Linked DNA regions of Homo sapiens: regions 2 and 3 are each linked to region 1. Evidence: read pairs that join two places in POLR2A ChIA-PET (ENCODE). Cell type or tissue: Panc1. All regions are shown on one strand. Region 1 has its middle 6.4 kb from the start of MIR4472-2. Region 2 overlaps MED13L (mediator complex subunit 13L). Region 3 overlaps LOC124903028 (a long non-coding RNA gene).

Region 1 (2,500 bases):
TTCCTTTGGTGACAAAGGACATCATCAGTACAAATGGGGAGACCTGGAGAAAGTTTTCAGATGAGACAATAACGCTGTGTCAGTGTTCATTCCCTACGTTTGATCATTGTATTGTGGTTTTGTAAGACAATGTTGCTTGTTTTTAGGAAATTCAGAGTGAAGTATTTCACAGAGGTGTGATGTCTGAGAAAACAAGCATTTTTCTCCTCTTTATAGCTGTATCTACAGAGACAGGGGTGGGGGGTGGGGGAAGGATACAGCAAAGTGGTAATGTGGTAACATTTGGGAAATCTGGGTGACAGGTACATGGGAATTCTTTGTATTGTTCTTGCAACTTTTTCCTAAGTCTGAAATTATATTTCAATAAAAAGTAAATTGGGTTGGGCACAGCGGCTTACACTTGTAATCCCAGTGCTTTGGGAGGCCAAAATGGGAGGATCGCTTAAGGCCAGGGGTTTGTGACTAGCCTGGGAAACATAGCGAGACCCCCATCTCTACTAAAAAGTAAAAAAAATTATCTGGCTGCGGTGGCGTGCGCCTATAGTCCCAGCTACTTGGGAGGCTGAGGTAGGAGGATGACTTGAGCTCAGGAATTCAAGGCTGCGGTGAGCAGAGATCACACCACTGGGTGCCAGCCTGGGCGACAGAGCAAGACCCTGTCTGAAAAATAAATAAATAAATGCATAAAGTAAGAAGTTAATTAAAAAAAAAAAGGAAAGCAAATCATCATGTGTGCATGGCTGCTCACTAAGAGGAAAGAACCAGCCGCCTGGGGCAGGACTATTCAGGCTCTTCCTGGAAGTCCCTGGCTCAGAGCAGACTCTTGCCCCTTTCCCCTGTCCCTCTGCCTCTGGTGGCACGCATGTGACAAGGAGCCACTGACCAGCCTGGCTGCCCGCAAGGCCTGGAGCCCGGCATCTGGAAAGGATCAGCTGCCACCGCTAAACTCACCCCTCCACCCACAGCTCATTCCCGGAGTCTCTGAAGGCGGGGCTGAGCTTTGGGGGTTTCGCAATAAGAATCCACACATATTCTTCTGAGGAGGCTGTCAGGAAAAAGCCTTCTCGGGACATCCCTGCAAGCACTTTGCCAAGCCCTCAGTGACACCTTTGCCTTCCTTGCTCATCTGAATTTTGGGGGTTCCTGTTCAGAGGCCACAGAGCACAGGATAACAGAGATGATGGGTGAGCAGATCTTCTGTCAGGACACTTCCTGGGTGGTTTAGCTATTTTGTCTGCCTGGGGCAGGGAGAGAGGAGAGGATCCCTACGGCCCTAGGGGCATCATGAAGTCTCTCCAAGCTTTTGTGCTGAAATGTACATTTTACCTCTCACTTCCATCCTTGCTGCACTTCTAATGCAGTGCAGGCAGCTTTCATGGGATTTGGGCCATGCAGGACTCGCAAGCTCAGCAATGCCAACCATGCACGTTTCTGGGCAGAGCTTCCGGAGGGGCGTGGGCTGGGCTGGAAAGAGCCAGGGGTTTGGAATCCAAGCGAGTCAGGAGGGCAGTCTCCGATTCACCACTTCCAGGCTGGGCAGCATTGGTCTAAAGGCTTCTCCTAGGGCGGAGCTTAATACCCCCATGTGTAAAATGGAAAAAAACAAACACACAAAAACAAATACCCCCATGTGTAAAATGGAAAAAAAAAACACACATGTGTAAAATGGAAAAAAATAAACATTCCTATCGCGAATGAAGCGATAGGAAAGTGCCCGGCATAAAGTAGATTTGTAAAAAGAAACAAAACCAATTCTGTTTTTTTTTTTTTTTTGGTTTTTTTTTTGAGACGGAGTATCGCTCTGTCACCCACACTGGAGTGCAGTAGCGCGATCTTGGCTCACTGCAAACTCCACCTCCCGGGTTCACGCCATTCTCCTGCCTCAGCCTCCCGAGTAGCTGGGACTACAGGTGCCTGCCAACACGCCCAGCTAATTTTTTTGTAGTTTTAGGAGAGACAGGGTTTCACTATGTTAGCCAGGATGGTCTCGATCTCCTGACCTCCTGATCCGCCCGCCTCGGCCTCCCAAAGTGCTGGGATTACAGGCGTGAGCCACTGTGCCCGGCCTAAAACAAAACCAATTCTGCAATTCCATCTGCATTTAGTGAACACTGACTCGGAGCCAGGGGTAGCACGAGGGCCCTCCCAGCTGTGGGAGGATTTAGGTTCAAATCCACGCCTCACCTCTGAATGACTAAGGTTAAATTACCCAATGTAACATATGCCTGGTTTCCCTACCTGGTAACAGGTATAATAATAGCATCCACTGGCCAGATGCAGTGGCTCACGCCCATAATCCCAGCACTTTGGGAGGCTGAGGCAGATGGATCACCTGAGATCAGGGGTTCGAGACTAGCCTGGCCAACATGGTGAAACCCCATCTCTACTATAAATACAAAATTAGCCAGGTGTGGTGGCACGCACCGGTAATCCCAGTTACTTGGGAGCCTGAGGCAGGACAATCGCTTAGAACCCGGGAAGCAGAGGTTGCAGTGAGCCA
Region 2 (2,500 bases), 370 kb before region 1:
ATAAAGAATGAGTACAAATTGCCACAGGCAGTTTTGGAAGAAAAACAGAACTGTGCAAAACAATGACAGTTGCTCTACTGCAGCACTGGACAAATGCAGTAAAGAAAACAGTACATCAGTTGCAGTTTTTCTGCTTAAGTAGAGTGCTCTGCCTTGTGTGAGAAGGAGCTATACAAGCACATAACTGCAGAATCTGTGTGTGAATGCACAAGTAGGACAAAGGTGATAGACTGTAAATGCGTTTGTAAAAGCTATCAAGTCGGATTCAGTCTGTCTTTGACTCTCTCTCTCTCACACACATACATACACACACACACGTGTGCACACACAGAGTTCCATTTCCTTCTAAATAATAAGACTGAGGAGCAGCTACAGTGAAAAGCATGCGCACTCTGGACACACAAAAGTAAAAAAGGTAAAGAGTTTTCATTGAGAGGAACATTAATATTTTTCAATGAGGATGCTAAGACAAAAATAAAGAGTGATACTTCTTTAATGTGGCCTATGAGAGAAGAAAACGACTTACTTTCTATGCAAAGAAAACTCATTTGTATCACACCTTGTACAGGTAAACAGCAAGAATGAGGGATTTATTTTCATGGGATTAAGAGAATGAAACTGGACTCACATCTTTAGCCTTGCTTGAAAAATGCTGTTAAATATCGTATGTTCTTCTAAAGACTACTCAAACTTCATTATTGTGCTACTTTAAGGTATTGTGTGAGCATTTTATCTACTTTCAATGTCAAAAACCGCAATTACTTTTGCACCAATCTAATATATACTTCTATACTGTTAAATTTTCCAAAGTATGAGAATCCTGTAACACTATGATTATAAACAATGTAAGAACTTTACATTTAATTACAGAATCTCATAAGAGTTTTTATCTGTAACAAAATACAGAGGACCCCTAACTTGTGAATTTTCAACTTTCAAAATTGTATTAAAAAAAAAAAAAACTCTAGAGCAAAAGCGCATCAACTCTACCGGCTACCAACAGAGGGCGAAAGCGGTCACATGCAGCCACTCCAACACTTCCTGCTACTTCATCTTCTACAGTTGGACAGGTTCATGCTTAGTTTCATGAAGTTTTAAATAACTGACTCTATTAAGTTTAACAAACAAAAGCATTACAAATAAGAAATGTACAACCAACCACAACAAAGTAAGAGATTTTAACAACTGAAGGTGATGAGAAAATGATGAATGTTTCTGCGAGTGGAAATAATTGTGGAGGACAAAGTGAACCCTGCAATACTGGAAATATACTGACACACAATCAAAAATAATCAACAAGAGATGAAAAAAAGCTATAAGATAGAGAATTATAAACAGAGAATATGAAATATGTAAAAACTATTTTTATTATACACTCCTATTAAAAAATACATCCATAATATTTGTATATTTATTTTTCTAATTTTCTATGTGTACCTCTGTATTTCATTCAATCTAAGAAATACATCAACTGTAGACATATTAGAACCAATGAAGTATGGTATTTGACTAATGTATTATATACGTTATGAAGCATATATGAAGTTGGAATTTTCAAAGGAAACAAACAAGAGACCTAGAGACTCTAATATTCTTCTCCCTGCACTTTAACAGACCTTTTGCACAACAGTTTGGAGATCCCCCATCAGAATATAGGATGAAATAAATAAAATGGTAGATGTTAGATCTCAATAAATGCTACTGAAAAGTAGATGCCTCATCTCCCCTATTACATTTATTATATATTGGATATCATCATCTGTGATAAACCTGACAAAACAAGCAAAAAAGCATGAAACAAATATTTCTTATAAAGCATCCCCCCAAAGTTATTCATTAGAGTAATGATGCTGTAGGAGTGAAAGGCACAGATTTTAGAGTCAGACCAACTTGGATTTGTGGCATGGCTATCTATGCCAGTCACTACTAAAAGCACCAGACACTTGCGTATTCTCATCTATAAAATGAACATAACAATCCTTACTTCACAGAACAAAAATAAGGATGAACTGTGAGTAAGCGCATATACGAAGCTTGCAGCAAATGTCTGGAACACAACAAGACTCAATAAAGGACAACAAAGAGATTATTCATGGCAACTTATTTCATCTGTTTAATTACACTAGCTTATCCAAAGTGTTGGACAGAAAGATGATATGTGAAAGGGTTTGACTTAACCAGTCTACTTCACTTAAGTCACTTTTAGATACCACAATTGCTGACACAAATACAGTATGAACCCTCAGACCAAAGCCCATTTCTGCTTATAGATGTGAGTAAATACAGGAAACGCACCAACAATGAGCAAGCATACTGGCCTCTTTATCTAACATAAGCTTCAGGGTACAGGGGTTCTTCGTGAATCTAGCACTGGAAAGTTCTATGTGCCTGCCGTAATCAGCCTCAGATGCATCTGACAGCTGATAATACTAATGGGACAACAAAGCACACTGTGAACAACACAGGCCAGAAGAATCTCCACAACAGCAAGGCTCATTTC
Region 3 (2,500 bases), 220 kb after region 1:
TCAGCAACTGCCTGAGGTGTCAAAGGAGCAATGGCTAATCTAAAGCCAGAGATGTGGGACATCTGCAGTCAGTGTCAATGCCCTTGTCTCTCTGGGGCCCAGGAAGCAACTGCATGAAGGTGCAGATGACCCTGCTACCCTGGAACTGGTGACTGAAATAAGGGGCAAGTTGACCCAGTGAAGCAAAGGGATGGGGGAGACTGTGGAGATTTTTTTTTTTTTTTTTGAGACAGAGTCTCCCTCTGTCACCCAGGCTGGAGTACAGTGGCATGATCTCAGCTCACCACAACCTCTGCCTCTCAGGTTCAAGTGATTCTCATGCCTCAGCCTCCCCAGTAGCTGGGATCACAGACATGTGCCACCAGGCCCAGCTAATATTTTTATTTTTAGTACAGACGGGATTTCGCCAGGCTGGTCTTGAACTCGTGACCTCAAGTAATCCGCTCTCCTCAGCCTCCCCAAATGCTGGGATTATAGGCATGAACCACTGCACCTGGCCAAGGCCATGGAGATTCTGCCCTGGCCATCTAAGTGGTCTGTCCACCTCCCCCATTATCCCACGCCTCTCAGTTCCTACGCAAGATGCAAAACATCTGGAAAAATGGACTGTATCCATTCCTCTCTTCCAAACTCCTCACTGGCCTTGATGTGCATTTAGGATAAAATCCAGACTCCGAAGCCCCCTGCATAAAATAATCCCTTAGGATGCTTGCTCATCAGGCAGATTCCAAGCTCCTGCGCCAAGATGCTGATTCAGCAAGGCTGAGATGGACCCAAGCATCTGCAATTGCAACAACCCCCTGCGGGAATCCTGATGCAGGCCACCCATGAAACTTCTTTTGGAAATTCTGTCCTCCAGATTTGACCTCTAATGCCTCTTCTCTCATCTGGTCCTGCTTGCTCTCCCCTGGTGCACGATCTCCTGTTGCAGAGCCCAGAAAGGGCCGGGTACAGGCTTTAGCCATCAGCCCCGATCTCCGACATCCCTCACACCCATTCTTTGATGTAGACAATTCTCATTTCCTCAAAGTCACATAAAGTGCTGTTTTAAACTTAACTTCAAGTCAAATAATCCATTTTCTGTATTACTGATATAGAACATTCTGGAGCTACCAGCATTCTTTCCTATATCAAAAGTTTCCAGTGGCCTGTATTTTTCTTCCTAGAACGTCAACCTTTGCCCCAAATGTACCCCCACCCCATTCTTGGAGTGATTCATGTCAAGTGTTTAGCTCCCTACTAGACTGAAATCTGTCTGAGGGCAAGAGCTCGTTTCTTCTCTGCTGTATACAAAGAGCTGAGCATATTGCCTGGAATATAATTAAGGCTTAATAAATATTTGTCACATGAACATGAAAAAGCAGGCAATTTCTGGATGACCTTCAAGTAAATAAAGTCAGTCTGAGATGCGGGAGGTCTCCACGGCAGGTAGCAAAAGGAAGACTAAGAAAAGTGAACGGTGAACGGAGCTGAACAGTGACCACCCTGTGATGTTCCCAGCTGAGGGTGAACACTAATGAACACTTGCAAATGGCCCCAGGGCTCTTCCAGACCTTTGAAATCCTAGGCCAGAGGTCATCTCTCGGCTCTGATTCAGAGACCACCTGCCACTGCGCAGCCCTGGGATTCCACTGCTCACCCCAACTGCAGAGGCCTGACTCCTCCCTTACCCCCTCCTCCGACTCCTCATAAACCAGGTTCAACTCACCTTAAAATCAGTTTCCTCATTTGTCTTTTTAAGGACTACTAAAATCCTTAAAGAGACGTTCTGATGAGCTTATTCTCTTTGACTTAAGAGTACAGAGATGTTTGGTCATTTTAAGGATTCCTCCTTTATTTTACTAAAAGTTTTGTCTTCACCCCTCTCCAGCCCCCAGCAAATATTCTGAGACCTCTGAGACCCCTGGACTCCTCCTAGGAGGGGCATAGCTTTAGGAGGTTGTGAACCCCTTAAAACTGTATCTGATCTTTTGTGTGTATATTCATGGCTTCCTATCCTATTTTAAAAGATTGAAAATCACCGCATAGTAAAAGCAACACTGTCTTTTTAACGAAAATGTCTGTGTTTAAATCCCAGCTCTACACCTGTCGATTGAAGTAACCGGGGGCAGACCATTTAAGTCATGTGAAAGCTCTGTAGATGGCTGTCATGGGATCTTACTAAATTGTCTGCATGAAAGCCCTTGTAGGCTACAAAGCATGGAATTCCAGTATGTTCTCTCTCAAGAACCTCAGCCAGGGGCCCCTAGACAATCACATTTGCTCTTTTCACCTTCCCCATCACTGCATAAGGTCTGCGCAAGTGATTCCCATTCTACACATGCGAACACTGAGGCCAAGGTAGGTGATTGAGTGTCCCTGAGGTCACAGGATCAATGACTGAAAGAAGCTGAACCTTGAAGGTAGAAAGGAGGGGAATTAAAAGAAGAAAAATAAAAACAAGAAACAAAATCATGCTTCTTTGTTGTCCTTCTGGAACTCAGACTCTGAGTGAGTTAGG

The links. ChIA-PET counts read pairs that join two places held together with the same protein. Peaks named below come from ENCODE experiments on the same cell type or tissue, not always from the same donor. Only the 100,000 strongest peaks of a DNase experiment are listed, where the experiment ranks them.
Region 2: POLR2A ChIA-PET joins it to region 1 with 5 read pairs; 2 of 35 experiments call an interaction of 5 or more read pairs at or near these places.
Region 3: POLR2A ChIA-PET joins it to region 1 with 16 read pairs; 1 of 35 experiments calls an interaction of 5 or more read pairs at or near these places.

Annotation. Positions count from the first base shown.
Region 1 is chr12:116,433,441-116,435,940 of GRCh38, forward strand. No RefSeq gene overlaps it. Among named protein-coding and RNA genes, the nearest start is that of MIR4472-2, 6.4 kb to the left of the region's middle. In Panc1, no CTCF peak of the experiment used is centred here; no DNase peak of the experiment used is centred here; H3K4me3 peaks cover 1,325 bases; H3K27ac peaks cover 2,500 bases.
Region 2 is chr12:116,065,812-116,068,311 of GRCh38, forward strand. The region is part of intron 4 of MED13L (mediator complex subunit 13L); the gene reads right to left. Among named protein-coding and RNA genes, the nearest start is that of MIR620, 82 kb to the right of the region's middle. In Panc1, CTCF peaks have their summits at 993 (motif pointing right) and 1,262; a DNase peak (open chromatin) is centred at 1,030; H3K27ac peaks cover 2,286 bases.
Region 3 is chr12:116,655,808-116,658,307 of GRCh38, forward strand. LOC124903028 (a long non-coding RNA gene) reads right to left here. Exons shown (of 3, transcript XR_007063474.1): 3 at 1,814-2,500. Among named protein-coding and RNA genes, the nearest start is that of LINC03088, 4.5 kb to the right of the region's middle. In Panc1, no CTCF peak of the experiment used is centred here; no DNase peak of the experiment used is centred here; H3K27ac peaks cover 959 bases.